Regions from separate parts of the Homo sapiens genome. Here region 1 is linked to region 2. Evidence: chromatin loops called from intact Hi-C (ENCODE). Cell type or tissue: MCF 10A. All regions are shown on one strand. Each heading gives the region's core, and the rest is flanking DNA. Links, peaks and the distances in the headings are about the cores only.

Evidence for each region. Peaks named below come from ENCODE experiments on the same cell type or tissue, not always from the same donor. Only the 100,000 strongest peaks of a DNase experiment are listed, where the experiment ranks them.
Region 1: a loop joins it to region 2, with 2.2 times the contacts of the local background. A loop is called at or near these places in 2 of 110 quality-filtered maps.

Annotation. Positions count from the first base shown.
Region 1 is chr6:112,333,406-112,341,752 of GRCh38, reverse strand. No RefSeq gene overlaps it. Among named protein-coding and RNA genes, the nearest start is that of RFPL4B, 9.8 kb to the left of the region's middle. In MCF 10A, for the core only: a CTCF peak has its summit at 4,409 (motif pointing left); a DNase peak (open chromatin) is centred at 4,372.
Region 2 is chr6:112,440,317-112,448,663 of GRCh38, reverse strand. No RefSeq gene overlaps it. Among named protein-coding and RNA genes, the nearest start is that of RFPL4B, 97 kb to the right of the region's middle. In MCF 10A, for the core only: no CTCF peak of the experiment used is centred there; a DNase peak (open chromatin) is centred at 4,813.

The DNA of each region.
Region 1 (8,347 bases), core at 144-8,143, 110 kb after region 2:
TTTGACAGGGTCTCTCTCTCTGTTGCCCAGGCTGGAGTGCAGTGGTGCAATCTCAGCTCACTGCAGCCTCGATCACCCGGGCTCAAGAGATCCCCCACCTCAGCCTCCCAAGTAGCTGGGACCACAGTTGTGTGCCACCACACCCAGCTAGTTTTTACTTATTTTCTGTGGAGACAGAGTCTTACCCAGGCTGGTCTCAAACTCCTAGGCTCAAGCAATCCTCTCACCTCAGCTTCTCCAGGTACTGGGATTATAGGCATGAGCCACCATGCCTGGTTCATATCTTATATTTTACTGATAGTTTACATCCTAACTGAAGAGACAGATATGATTCATTAGAACTACCATACTATTATTATTAATTTTTTTTTTGAGACAGAGTCTCACTCTGTCACCCAGGCTGGAGTGCAGTGGCGCAATCTCGGCTCACTGCCACCACTGCCTCTCAGGTTCAAGTGATTCTCCTGCTTCAGCCTCCAAAATAGCTGGGACTACAGGCACGTGCCACCACACCCAGCTAATATCTGTATTTTTAGTAGAGACAGGGTTTCCCCATGTTGGCCGGGCTGGTCTCAAACTCCTGACGTCAAGTAATCTGCCTGCCTTGGCCTCCCAAAGTGCTGGGATTACAGCACGATGAGCCACTGTGCCTGATCTTTTGCTATACTTTTAAATGTCCTTGTCAGTACTTGGCTGTCTGACTAGCTCTTCAGCTTTTAAAAAATTCTATTAGTGGGTTCCCTAGCATGGTATTATTGCAAAACAAGAAAAGATAATAACTAATTAGCAGAGTCAGCACAGTCCTGTGAACTCAGTAGAGAGAGTCAAATCTTTCAATTATGCAGTGAAATCTTTCAATTAACTGTCATCTAAACACAACACATGATCTTAGTAGCATGTTGCCCATTGTCAGGACGTTAGGCAAAATAAACTAATCAAAATAAATATTCTTCTTCAGAAGTTACCAGGAAAGCCAGCAACACCCAAGAGCACATGAACATCTATTGAGCGTCTACTATCTTTGAGGTACTCCGTTAAGTACTAGGATCCCTTCCAGAAAAAAATCATGGAATGGCACAGCCGATGTCCTTTGTGTTATAGCATGATGAAGGGAGATAAGACCAGTACGTGAGAAGGGAAATAATGTTGTGAAGTAGACAAGACTGTCTATAGTATGTTGCAGTGGACTGCTGCTTACATATATACCTTTTTAATCACATCTACATATATATAAAAAAGGAGAATGTATTTTGACTTGTTTCAGACATTCTCTTTCCAGAACCTCCATACAAGTTACGTTTATTTCTTAAAATCATCAAAGACCGGCCGGGCGCGGTGGCTCACGCCTGTAATCCCAGCACTTTGGGAGGCCGAGGCGGGCGGATCACGAGGTCAGGAGATCGAGACCATCCTGGCTGACACGGTGAAACCCCGTCTCTACTAAAAATATAAAAAAAAATTAGCCGGGCGTGGTAACGGGCGCCTGTAGTCCCAGCTACTCGGGAGGCTGAGGCAGGAGAATGGCGTGCACCCGGGAGGCGGAGCTTGCAGTGAGCCGAGATCGCGCCACTGCACTCCAGCCTGGGCGACAGAGCGAGACTCCGTCTCAAAAAAAAAAAAAAAAAAAAAATCATCAAAGACCTTCCAAACCAGTGTTAATGAACCTATCCTACATGAATGGATTCAAGATAATTGCTATAGCTTTACTTTTCTAAACAAGCCTTCCTCCCACCCTAACACAATTCCAATTACCCATTACCATAACCGTCCTACGGGAAGTGACCAACAAGTATTATGCATTGATAATTTGCAATGAGTTTATTTCTTCATGTATTCTTACCACAAATAATACACTACTATACCCCTGTATCCCATGTCCCTACAATATTTGGGGTAATTTCCTAAGTTATAGATATAAAATAGATGAGCAAGCTAAGTATAGTTCCTGAACTTGCAGACTAGTGAGGGTTAGAGACAAGTAAACTAGCAAATGTAACATGTTCTGTAAATGTTATGGTAGGGAAAGCACATCGTGCTATAGAGCAGATGAAAGAGTGCTTTGCACAAGCTTGAAAGGATCAGGATAGGTATTAGGAGAAAATGGAATCAGCTGGGTACGGTGGCTCACGCCTGTAATTCCAGCACTTTGGGAGGCCGAGGCAGGTGGATTGCCTGAGGTCAGGAGTTTGAGACCAGCCTGGCTAACATGTTGAAACCCTGTCTCTACTAAAAATACAAAAATTAAGCAGGCATGGTGGCGCACGCCTGTAGTCCCAGCTACTCAGGAGGCTGAGGCAGAAGAATCGCTTGAACCTGGGAGACGGAGGTTGCAGTGAATCAAGATCAGGCCACTGCACTCAAGACAGAGCAAGACTCTGTCTCAGAAAACAAAAAAGAGAGAGAGAGAGAAAATGGAATCTAGGTGGACTAGGTGGAGGCCTAATGGCTGAGAAGAAGGAGTCAGAGCAAGGGAAGTAAGCCATAGAAGAGTTTTTTGGTTTTTTTAAGCAAGAAAAAACATGGTCAAATGAGCATTCAAGGGATATAATTCAGCTGCAGCATGGGAAATGGATTGCAAAGGAGCAAGGCTGAAGTCAAGGAGATCAGTCAGCAGGCTGTCACAGAGATCCAAGTAAAAGATGATGGTGGCCTGATAGAAGGAAACAGCAGAAGAAACTGGTGAAAAAAAAATTTCAATAGTTTCCCAATATATTTAGGAGCCAGAATCAACAGGACTTAGTCATTCTTTGGAGGAACAAAAAGAAATCAAGAATGAATATGAGATTTCTGGCCTAGACACAGATATGGATGCTGACATCAGTGGGATAAGCAGGAAGAACAATATGTGGGATAAACAAAGCGTGAAATGTTGGTCTTACGGAAGTGCCAGTGAGACATGTCAGTGTCTCTGTAGATGTGAGGGCCTACAGTTCTGAAGGTCAGGCAAGGGATCTAGGCTACCAACAACGACTTGGAAGTGATCAGCACGGAAGTGGAATGGCAACTGGGAACCAGAAAAGTGGTTGAGACGGCCCAGGAAAACTGTGCAGAGTGAGAAAGAAGGGCCTAGAGTCAGAGCCCTGAGAAACAGCAGCATTTAACGCAAGGGGAAAGGCAATCACCAAAAGCCTGTGTCTCAGACACTGAGGAAGGAGAACCCTGCAGTCAACAACCCAAGTTTGGAATTCCAAGACTTCTAGTCAAATGGTGGCAACTCTGAAAATGCCCAGTGGTTCAGCCTAACTGGGCCAGCCTTGGGTGCCAACAGAATGAGTCAGGCCAGGAAAAGCCAAAGCTGGGACTTCCAAGAGACCATGGAATTGGACAGAACTCTGAAATCTAAATGAACAAGAGGTCTGGAAAGATAAATACAATTGAGCACATTAGTCCAAGTAGGAAAGTCTACACAGGCCAAACACTGTAAAACAGAGATCAGAGCAAAGCCCCTAATCCTAAGACACAAATCCAGCCAGGAGGGAAGGCTTGAGAAAATGTGTGTGGGTGTGTGTCTATTGAAATGAATAAATCTCAAGGTAATTAAGTGCTGTACATGATTTGTATACGACATATCTCCTTTCCTCTGAGACCTCTTCCTCTCGGGAAATTCTCTTTTTAAAAATATCTGTTACTGGTGCTGAGTAAGGTCTCCTTTGCTAATGTTTAATAATAAGTATCATACTAGAAATGATTTATTTGCTTATAATAAGAAAGTAATTATATTAAGAAAGTAATTTTAATATTCAGCAAAATGACCCCAGTCGCCTGTACCTTCTATAATAAAAAAAAGTTTAAATATACTTTAAGTCTATTGAGGAATTACTACTAAATTTTGGGGAACATATAATGCAGAAATATAAAAATGATTTAAAATATCCAACACAGTCACCTAATTAAATATGGTCTTTGAGAGTATATGGGGGTACTCATATTAGTCCACCTACGATGCTGAAAAGTCAAACCACCAAGTCCTGGTGTATCCAACATGTGCTTATGAAATGTCCAGAGTGCTTATCTGTAGGTTATCCATAGTGATCTTGTTTTAATAAAATTAATAAAATATGAAGCACAAGGAGGTTCATATAAGTGACAAGTGAAGCATATCATATAAGTGAAAGATTATTTTATGCATTTAAGTAGAGTTTTGAAGTACAGACATTTTTCAGGCTTAAAGAAGCTTAACATTCTTTGGTGCCAAAGTAGCCCAAATAACTGCAGTTGACTGAATCAGCAAAACCAAGTTTATGCAGAAAAAGCATTTCCTAGGAAGACAACCTCTCTCTCTGACTAGGCTGGAAAAACAGCATCCGTGCCCAGAGATTCAACCTCCTCCCAGTCAGTTGCCCATCCAAGGCTGAGACGGTCGGGAATCTCACACTTCTGTGTTGCACACTGCCATCTACTGTGTCTCTGCAGCAAGTGGAGCCCCAGACTTTATTTATGATCCCAGGCCTTGATGGTGGGCAGGAAACCAATCCATGAGTATCACTTTCCTTCCTTTCACTTGTGGGAGGTTTTATGAATATCAGGAAAAGATGCAAATGAGAGATGTGCACGTATGCAGTTCGATTCATGGAGATCCATGGGACGATGGTTTTAGGAATGGTTGGGGGGTGCTAAAATTAGACAAGAAATTTCCTCACTGAGAAAAACCAGTTTATAAAATTTGTAATCAATTTTTTGACATCAGGGAGAACAGACAAAAAGACATCCTGGTTTTTTTACAATCAAACCCCAAAGCATACAACTGTAATTAAGATGTCTAAATTATGTATATGTGGAAGAAAAGAAAGCATTCATGCAGATGTTTCAATTATAAAAGAAATACTTGTATAACATTCTTCTAGTGTAACTAGGCATCAGTTTTTTTAAAGGTCAACAGCCTACATTTGGTCTATATGCTCCTATTTTTAATCCTTATACCTAACTTCCTGCCATTTCTCTGCAACAGTAAGACCAAAGAAAGCAGATTGTGCATAACACTGAACTGTCGCACACAGGCTTGTTAGCTGAGCTCTTTAGCAATTCTGATAGATCAGTGGGGAGGGAGAGATTTTGATAGGATTTCATTATGGATTTAATTCACCAAATCACCCATACTGCTAACTGAATACTGGGTGGGTTTCACTTTAATAGGTATTTATAAGCTGTGCCTAGTACATGGTTGGTACATAGTCCTAGTACCTAATTCTGGTGACCTCTTGTAAGGCCAAGTTTGCTAGGAGTTAGCCAGCTGCCGAAAAGCATTGTGCATTAACAGAGAGTTTAAAACACCCCAGTTCCAAACACATTTGTTCCTAATATGATAAACATGTTCTTGTAAAAATTACTCTAAGGAGAATAACAAGTTGAGATGATCCCTTGAGCAGGGAAGTGAGAATTCAGTCCCTGGAAAACAAAAGCATCTAAAAAGATGTAGGAGTTGTGGCAGCATAGTGGGGAGAAAGCAAGGGCATTGAAAGAAAAGGAAGAAGGAACTCCTGCTTTACTATTTGATTCTGGTTTGTTCTTACCCACTTGTTCCTCAATTTAAAAGCTAAGAAGGCTCCATTACAATTTTTTTAAGTTGACTATGTCAAGGGAAGAATAGTTTTGTTGTTGTTGTTTTTTAGCAGCCAGTTTTACTTAAAGACCTTTGCAAGAATAACTTGCTTTTCAGCCTTCACAGCTCTGCAGATCTTTCAGAGGCAGTCTGAATTCCTTTTCAAGGAAAGTTAACGGTTGCAAAGCCATGGCTGTCCCTTAGGTAAGGGAGAACACAGCAAAAATTCTGCATTTCAGCTGTTCTGATTCATTTCCCCTCCAGACTGATCTGACATTTTAGTACAATCCAGCTCCTGTAGAGTTAGAGGAGGCTTCAGACCTCTAACTGTGACCACCCACAGCTCTCATTACTCAAGGGACTAAACAAAATCACTGATTTTTCTCCTCTTCAAAGTGAGATGGGTTTGTAGAAGAGGAAAGTGTTTTGCTCTTTCTCATACTTCAAAATATTTATTTATCTCATTTTTCTAATTAGTTTCTAGGATGGGCAAGGCCAAGCAAACTGTGATTTGGGCTCTCATTTTAAACTTCCTCTGCTAGCATCATGCTTATACAAGTTCATCCAGAAATTCTCCAAGTCTTCTGTTTTTCCTTCCTTTCTGTATGTGCCTGCCCAAAGAACTCCCCACATCTCCCACCACCTTGGCCATTATCCCAGGCTAAGCCAATATTATCTCTAGCCTAACTGCCACAGCAGCCTCCTAAATGGTGGCTCTGTATCCACTCTGTACCCCTTTCAGCCTCAGACCCTTTACTCTGAGCCCCCTGGTTAAAACTCTTTAGTGGATCCCCATTGTCCCTGAGATAAAGACTGAAATCCTTACACAAGCCTACAAGGCCAGGTTTTGCTCAGTGTCTGGGTGTGTCTATCTCTTTGATCTGGGCTCCCACCACACTCCCCCTTTATTCGCCATACACAATCCTTCCTTCAGTTCTATGACATGCTACACCCTGCCCCACAGTACCTGAGCGTGTTCTGATAAAATACTCTCTTGTCCTGGAGGTCACCTCCCTCCCCTCATCATCTAGTTTATTTCTCCCTAGCCTTTAAACATTACTTCTCCTGAAAGCTTTCTCTGAGCATAAACCTAGATATCTTTCTTTGACAAACTGTCTTCTGGAACTTCACTCTTTCCCTTTGGGGTAATTATTTTGGTATATAATTACTAGTGTGTTTTTATTTTTATCAAATAATCAAATTGTTTAATGTGATCATTGGTTTACAATCTGTCTCCCTTAATAGACTATGAATTACATGAGGGGATAAACAGTTTCTACTCACCGTTATATCCTGAGCACCCAGCCAGGGTCAGCTTCGTGGATGTGTGAGCTACACAGTTACATAGAAGAGCTTAGAAGGGCTGTATGCCTTGTTTAATGCTCTGCTGTCGCCGTCTTAAAATTCTTAATTTTGGAACAAGGAACTCCATATTTTAATTTAGAACTGAGACCTGCAAATTATGTAGTCTATCTTGCAACTAGAATAGGGCTTGACATACTGAAGGTACTCAATAAATATATCTTCAATGAATGATTATCTACAGAATAACTAATACACAGATGACTATGCAGCCAATTTTGCACATGAAATTCACAAATTTGTATCTTTGTGAATTTCATGTGCAAAAGGAAGGCCCTTCAAAATATACCTGTCTCTTACTAACTTACACCTGAAATCCTCATAACACAGTTAAAACATTTTATTAACAATTAGACGGAGGCTAAAACTTCTGATCTCCCTAAGAGAAATAACAAAACAAGTTCACTGAGGTATATAGCTCTGTTATTGTGATTTTCATTAAGACAAGACTTGTGGAGGAAAGAGGAAAAGAATGGTGGCCCAGTCCTATACTGAACATTATCAAAAGGCTGAAAGTGCTGAAGTCAGACCTCATCTACTTTCTGGTGTTACATGGAACCTACTCTATCACTTGTCAAGCATGTACTACCACTAGATTCCTTGATTAGGTCAACGTCAGACATGAATTTTATTAACTCATATAGTGAAATTTGGTTTCCAGGAGGCTTTTCCTAGATGCGTGATCCAAGACAAGTTATTTAACCTCTGAAACTTAGTTTTCTCATCTGTGAATTAGGGAAAATAGAGCCTAATTTATAGTACTGTGAGGATTAGAGATAATATTTGTAAAGCACTTATCATTCTGGCATGTAGTCACAACTCAAATCATCACAATGATAATACTAAAAAGAGGCAGAAGTCACCAGTGGGGTTTATATGTATACCACCATTTGCTTAACATTTACTCAAGAAAAAGTATTTTTCCTTGCTTCATTTACCATTTACTGATTGTACTGAGTAACAAAATTTAGAAGTTATTTAATAGAATTAACCTCTTGATATTTATTTGAAGCTGGCTTTATATTATACAAATAATGTTACTATTAATCCAAGTGGTTTGAAAGTGAGTTAACCCTTTCCCATCCTGTGGAAGTAATCAGACGGACTCAAAGATCTTTATATATATGTGTGTATATATATATGTGTGTGTGTGTATGTGTGTGTGTGTGTATGTGTATATATGTGTATATATATGTGTGTGTGTATATATATATTATATATATATATATTTAGGGTTTCTTTGTTTTTTTGTTTGTTTGTTTGTTTGTTTGAGACAGAAACTCACTCTGTCGCCCAGGCTGGAGTGCAGTGGCACAATCTCAGCTCACTGAAACCTCTGCCTCCTGGGTTCAAGTGATTATCCTGCCTCAGCTTCCTGAGTAACTGGGATTACAGGCACACGCCACCACACCTGGCTAATATTTGTATTTTTGGTAGAGATAGGGT
Region 2 (8,347 bases), core at 28-8,027:
AGAAACACTTTCTGATTTATTCTATGAAGTTAGCATTACTCTGATACCAAAGCCAGACAAAGACATCAAATGAGAAACAACTGTAGACCAATTCATTTAGGATTAATGAATACAAATACAAAAATCCTTAACAAAATATTAGCAATACCAAATCTTGTTAACAGGTCAGAAGGATTATACATCATGGCAAGTAGGATTTACCCACTTGGATGTGAAGATACAAAGTTTGTTTAACATCCAAAAATCAAACAGTATAATACATAATATCAATAGAATAGATGGCAAAAACCACATGGCCACCTCAATAGACTCAGAAAAGCATTTGAGGAAATTCCAGCATCCACTTATGATTTTAAAAAATACTTTAAACAAACAGTGAATAGAAGACAACTTCAACTTTATAAAGGAACTCTTTAAAAACTCTAGGACTAACAACCTATTTAATAGTGAAAGACTGAATGCTTTCACAATTAGACCAGAAACAAAGCCAAGATGTTTGCTCTCATTGCTTCTATTCAATTCTGTGCCAGGGGTTTCAGACAATGCTATCAGGCCATAAACATAAACTAAAGGGATATGGATTGGATAAAAAGAAATAAAGCTGTTTTTATTTGCAGACAACATGATCTTGTGTGTAGAAAATCTTAAGAAAACATAAAAAGGAAAGAAACCTACAATTAGTAAACATCTTTGAAAGGTTGCAGGATACAAACCAAAATTGAGAAATCAATGGTATTTTTAATACTAGCAATAATCAAAACTTGAAATTAAGAAAACAATTTTATTCAAAATAGCATCGAAAAGAAATACTATACTTATGAAAAAATTTAACAGAAGAAATGAAATACTGGTACACAAAAACCTACAAAGGATTGCTGAGAGAAATTAAATACCTCTAACAAAATGAAAAGCTATTATCTATTCATAGACTCTAAGACAATATCTTAAGAGGTCAGTTCTCCCTAGGTTAATGTATGTATTTATTTAATCTAATGTCTATTAAAATTTCTGCAGTCTTTCTTAATAGAAATTGACAAGGTATTTCAACAATAAATGATAAAGCAATGGACCCAGAATACCAAAAAAGCTTTGAAAAATAAGAGTTGAAAGATTTGCACTACCTGATTTCAAGATGTACTACAAAACTACAGAAATTAAGTTAGAGAGGTATTGTGTAAGGAGACATCTAAATCGTGGATCAGAATTGAAAATCCCAAAATAACCTTTTACATGTATGGTCATTTATTTTATTTTGTGGGTACAAGTATTTATGTAAATGTTTATGTTCCTTGTTCTATTTCATTTTCTCAATTGCCTTTTTATAAAAATAAACATTTTGTTTCAGAATAATTTTAGATTTACAGACAGCATGGAGAGTTTCATATTCCCTGCACCTTGTTTCTCCTATCGTTAACATCTTACATTACTATAGTCAGAATGAATAAACTAATATTAATAAATGATTATTACTAAATTCCATACTTTATTTGGATTTCCTCAGTTTGTACCTCATATATTTTCCTATTCCCAGATCCCATCCAGGTTACCACATTACATTTAGTCACCATGTCTTCTTAGGCTCCTCTAGACTGTGACAGTTTGTCAATCTTTCCTTGTTCTTTGGTTGTTGTTGTTGTTGTTATTGTTGTTTGTTTTTACCTTGACAGTTTTGAGGCTTACGGGCCAGACATTTTGTACAATGTCCCTCACATGGGGTTTTTCTACATGTTTTTCTCATGGTTACACTGTGGTCGTGCATTTTGTGAAGGAAGATCACAAAGATAAACTGTCCTTATCATAACATCATATCAAAGATACATTCTATCAACATGACATCACAGAGGATATTCACCTTGATAGCCCAATTGCGGTCGTGTTCGTCAGATCTCTCTAGGGTAAAGTTGCTCTTCCTGACTTCCCCACCCCAATCCATATTGTACTCTTTGGAAGGAAGTCACGATGCACAGCCCTCACTTAAGGGGTCCAGGAGCTGCATTCTGCTCCCAGAAGGAGTTATATTTATATATAATTATTTGAAATTCTTCGATATGGGACATTTGTCTCTTCCTCATTTATTTATTTATTTGTTTGATTATGTATTTCTATTCCTATGAATTCATGGGTATTCATTTTATATGTTGGGTTATAATCCAATACTACATTATTTATTTTGTTGCTCAAATTGTCCCAGCCTTGCCCATTGGGAGCTTTTCAAGTTGACTCCTGTGTCACTTTGACCCTCATCATTTTGTCTTCAAAGCACTTTCTTACTTTCTGACCCTTCAAGTTCTCTAGGCCATTCTTGTATTTTCCGTGACTCAGTTCTAGAATCAGCCATTTTTCCAAAAAGCCCTGCTTCCTTTTATTGGAAAATGGTAATAGAAATCAAGATCCACATGCTTGGTGCATTTGTTTTTTCTGGTATGTCATTGCTATTAGACTCTCTCAGGGATCACAGCTAGAAAATGCATGTGTGTATACTAGCGTGTGAATACACACATTTCTAAAATTACACACATATATTTATATATAATGGTATCATGTAACATTTATTAATATGTGTGTATATATATATATTTAGATGTGTGAGAGTTTATTTAGGTTTTCAAAATTATTTTAGGACAATGCAAGCAAAATGTATTAAGACCACTGAGGAAGAAGGCAATAATATCTTTTGACTAAACAATTGCATTCTGGGACTTAGGCACAAGGAGCCATATACTAGGTCACAATATTCATTGGAGCACTGTTAGGGATAGCAAAAAACTAGAAATAAGCACTTACTAAAAGAGTAGTTAATAAATAAATGGTACAATTACAGACCATAAACTAATGTACAGTGGTGAAAGTAGATTATATACACCTATTATACTCAAAGCATGTTCTGTGGATCAGTGTCAGTTCATAAGTCATTTGTTATCAATCTATGTCAAGATGAGAACTAAAATTGAGAGGAAATATTTAGAAACTTTTATAGCAACTTGGAATAATTTTTATCTGTTAAATGAAATAATAAAAAAGTTTGATGTGTTTTATTACGTTTCTAATAATTTATTTTATTACATTTTAATAAGACATTGGTTCATAATAAATTGAAAATTATTAAAAACAAAAAAACTTTCTTTTCCAAAGTTGGAGAAGCTAGATGAATAGACAGTAAATCTCAAAAATATAATATTAAGTAAAAAGAGAAAATTTGAAAATTGTAAATACAGTGTGTTGCCAACTATCTTGTAAGTAAATATATACATAGTAAAATATGTATTGCTTATATAGTAAATGAAATAATAAAATATATGCAACTTATACAGTAAAAGGTGTAAGTATGTACTGATGAGCCATGCATGAGCGTGACATGCATCGAACTCTAAGTAGCAGCACCCTCTGAGAAAGGGAGGAAAGAAAAGAGAACAGATTCCTGGAGTGTTAGGAGCTTCAACTCTATCTGCGATATTCTGCTTCTTTTTAAAAAGATATCTGAAACAAACAACATGGGACAAAGTTTATTTCTTTTTAATGATTGTTCATGGGTATGTGGGTGTTTATTATATTATTGTCTATCTTCTTTTATGTTTGAAATATTTCATCATAAAATACATGAAAGCAAACCAGGCCGGGCATGTGGCTCATGCCTGTAATCCCACCACTTTGGGAAGCCTAGGCGGGTGGATCACTTGAAGTCAGGAGTTCGAGACCAGCCTGGCCAATATGTTTAAAACTCTGTCTCTACTCAAAATACACAAATTAGCTAGGTGTGGTGGCATGTGCCTGTAGTCCCAGCTACTTGGGAAGCTGAGGCAGAAGAATCACTTAAACCCGGGAGGCAGAGGTTGTAGTGAGCCCAGATTGCGCCACTGTACTCCAGCCTGAGTGACAGAGAGAGACTCTATCTCTAAATAAATAAATAAAGCAAACCAAAGTTTTTTCCAAATTCAATAGAAACTGCAGATTGTTGGAAATTTTTCATAAGAAAAAAACAAAAGAAATCTAACAGATCAAAGCTCTTTTTTGGGGGAGTGGGGGGATACGGTCTCACTCTCACTCTGTCACCCAGGCTGGATTGCAGTGGCATAATCATGGCTCACTGCAGCCTCGACCTCCCTGATCCTCCCACCTCAGCCTCCTAAGTAGCTGGGACTACAGGCATGTGCCAACACAGCCGGCTAATTTTTTTTTTCATAAAGGCAATCCCAGGTTGCTCTCAAACTCCTGGGCTCAAGCAATCCTCCCACCTCAGGCTCCCAAAATGCTGGGATTACAGGAGTGAGCCACTGCACCCACCCTAAAGCTTTTTTAAATTATCTGACAAACTTTAACAGATTGAGTGTCTTTCAAAAATGATTGACTGAATATCCCCTATATATGAAAAACTATGCAAGGGGTACTGGGAATGGGAAAAACTAGTTATTGAGGATATAAAAAGACTATTTGGAAGAAATCTGAAACTAAACAGAGGGCTTATTAGTCTAGATGTCTTGATATGTACCCTAAAACACAACTGGATCTCTGTATCTTAGATAGGATTTTACCTTAACAGAGACAGGATTCCTGTTTTTATTACTTCATTTCCCCACATTATCAGTATCCTACATTATATTGGTCTTAGCAATGTTACCTGGTGAACTGACATTTCTAGAAACAGACATCCTGAGGTTCATAACAGGGAGAAAGTTTCTAACAACAGATGCTGGACAGATGCTTTTCTTTCCTTTCCTTTTTTTTTTTTTCTTTTCATTTTTTTAGAATTTCAAAGTTGGGCAAGCATGATCTTTATGCTGTTGCTTAACTGCTGGCCGGCTGCCTCCACAGCAGCCTCAGAATAAGTGGATTTCCTTTGTGTCTAAAATGATCCAACACCAGATGTCAGCCTGGAGGTTTCCATCACTCAGCAGCACTGGGCTGCCATATTACCTAGCACTGAGAATGATAGTTCAGAAACAGTGAGTTCCAATCCTGTTTCATCAAACTGAATGAGAAGGAAAAGGGAGTTTCACCTCTTTGAGGTGAGGCTTTCTTTGACCTATGAGAAGTTTGTTGTTAAAAAAATAGAAATGCAATCACTAGAGAGATGTAAAAGATGAAGCTAAACTGGGCAGCTTGTAAATCATTTAATAGTGTACATGTGATTTAACAGAAACGGGGTCAAGGTTTCCAGAGAAAGTGATTCGATGCAGATTACATGATACTAAAAACATAGAGATGATTCTGTGTGTCACTAATCAATGAGGACATAAGAATAGTAATAAATATTCATCATTACGACTCTGACCCTCTGGGCTCTGGTCACTTTCAATATTCTTCAATGAAAGCTTGAGCAATTAAGATGGCTGATTTCCCGGGGAGAGAGCTTTGTGTTAGCTAAGCATGACAGAGCACAGAAGCTTAGAAGACTCCTAAAATAGCAAACCCTGTTGAGAGGGCTCATATTTTTCTTTTCTGAATTCACAGCCTGAGTTAAAAGTGACTGTTTATAAGAAACCGGTATCCAATTGTTAAATTAGTCTGAAAAAAATAAGATATTTTCTTGGGATGTTTGCTTATATCTGGAAATTTGCAGAAATTTACAGTGGTCATTTAGGGGAGTTTTCAGATCTAAAGAAAAAAATCAGAATTATTTTACCAAGGAAAGGAAAATAAAATGCATCACAGGTAAAAGTTTCTAGTTATTTGTAAAATTCTCTCTTTTCCCTTTGGTAATGTTTAAAGAATAAAAAGCTGAGGCAAAAACTCAGCCTGATAGGTAAATTGAGATCTATGGTTCCTAAGCTATTTTTGTAGTACCACAGCATGTCTCCAACTAACCTAAAGATTTCCTAATTAATTTTCTACCACCTAAATATTTATGTTAAAACAGAAATGCAGGAGCAGAGGGGAGGTTTAGGAAATTGCAAGTTCACATCCACAACCTGTCTACTCATCCTCCCAGTAGGCCCTCCATGGCTGTTGAGAGCAACAGCTCTGCAGCAGGGCTAGAATTCTGCTTCCTTGTGGTAGTTGCAAAGTCACTCAAACACTGTACCTTCATTTATTTTCTAATTCTAAAAATATTTTTTCTATTTTCTAAGTTTTACTTTTGTAATAAGAAAATAGAATTTCATAAGGAAATAAAAGATACTGTGTTAAAATTCTAGCATTTGGTCTCCCAGGACACTTTCATTCCACTGAGGGACAACTTTCAATTTTTATACCTAAATTTGATCCCTCTAGGAAGAAATTTCCAGCCATTTCTAAGATTGAAGTCAACAGCTTCAGGAATGGATTTCCCGTTACTATAATTGTTTAGGTTCTTCTTTCATCTATGTTGGTATTTGCATATATAATTGCAAATACCAGAGATTAGTCTTAAAGCAGTGCACTCTAGTATTTGGTATGCAAGTGGAAGATTCACTTTATTCACTCCATCTCCAAAGGAGCTGAGGTACCTGGCTAATAGGTGGTTAAAGTGAGAAGATCTGAAATGTGGTCTATCTTCAGAACCACCCAGAGATCTTTTTAAAAACTTCCTGGGACACTGTCCAATGCTACTGAATTAGAAACTCTTAAGAAGGAAGTAAGGAGGACTTACTCAAAGACCTGACCTGTGTATTTTTTAATACCACCTAAGTGATGTTAGTAATTGGGCAGTTTTGTGAATAGCTAATTGTTAATTGGCCAGTTTGAAACCAGGTAATATTAGGAGAAAGTGTCACTCTAAGATTTAATAATAGTATGTGGCTTTATTTTATATCATGTATAAACATATGTGGTATGTCCTTTACAATTTCCCTTAGAATATTTGTTTTAAGCCTATTGGCTTCCAGTAGCAGAAACGCAAAGAAATTTTCTGGCAGTACATTCTGTACTTTTGGTTCCTTGCATTTGGGCCAATTCTGAAATCAAAAGGTGCTGGAAAATGGTTTGAGGAAGTGAAAGGCAGCTCTCTAGCAAGTAATCAGGCTTCAGGTTGGTGTGAACAGCAAATGAATATTCAATTATTTGTATGTCAATTGCTTGTCTACCCTTCCAGTAGAAATATAACATCAAGGTGTAATAAAGGCACAATTTCATCCAGCTTTGCTGACTTTAGGTGTTTCAATCATAATTGAAAACATTCCTTTCAATCAAATCACAGATACCAGCATTATTCAAAGAGTGAATAATACAATAGAAATTTCCAAATATTTTGCTAATCCCTTTCAAAACAAATAAGCCTTCTGATATTTCCACTTAAGTTATGTATTGTAACTTAATATAATATAATAATTTAAATATGGCTTGGGTAATAAATATAAAATTTAATCAACAATTTTTCTTTCTACTGAGGGAAAGAGATGGGATGAGAATAAATAATGGTAATTCCCTACACTCAGTTTTTACCATAAGAAGGATTTGAGCAGGTAGGTGACTCCCTTGACCACATTTCCCTAACTTTGCAACCTGAGCATCATCAACTCTACTCATTCAAGCAAGGGGCATTTTTTCAAATTTTCAATTAAAAAATGTATCTTCATTAAACTCAAGCGATTTCTTAAAGGATTTTTAACATCTACCAAAAAGCTCATGGTGATAACATTTTATAAGTTGAGATTGCTCTTTAACTAAGCCCAAATATTTCCAAGATTTATGTCCTAACATTCAAATTTCAAGTAACCAATGTCACATTCTCAAAGTTAAAATGCCAAAATTTTAAATGGTGGTTTATAGTGTACTGGTATGCCAGTTTTGACTGTAGTTTCTTTAAAATGTTTCTAAGATAAAAGCTTAGTTTTTTTGTTTTTTCTTATGAAACAGGATCTTGTTCTCTTGCCTAGGCTGGAGTGCAGTGGTGCAATCACAGCTCACTGCAGCCTTGAACTTCTGGGCTCAAGCAATCCTCCCACTTCAGCCTCTAGATTAGCTAGTACCACAGGCACCCACCACTACACCTGACTAATTTTTAATTTTTTTTTTTTAGAGATGGGGTCTCACTGTGTTGCCCAGGGTGGTCTTGCACTCCTGGGCTCAAGCCATCCTCCACCTTGGTGTCTGAAAGTGTTGAGATTAGAGGCATAAGCCATCACACCTGGCCTACGACTTAGTTTTTAATTATAAGATAATTTACCATGTCACAATGAAGGAGCCTTATCTATAGGATGATTCAGATTTGGAAAGATCCCAAGTCAATAATTGAAAGAACCCAAGTCTGAATCCGTAGGTATTCTGAGTTAAAAGGACACTGCTTTGCCTATTCTTATTTGAGAACCCTTTAGAATCTGAGCATTGTGGGAGAAAGCAGCAGAGTGGATTCTAGTTCTTTTTCAAATCACTTTAGCTGGGGAACGAGTGATCATACAGGCTGGGAGAGACCATAAAGTGGACCCTAATAGCT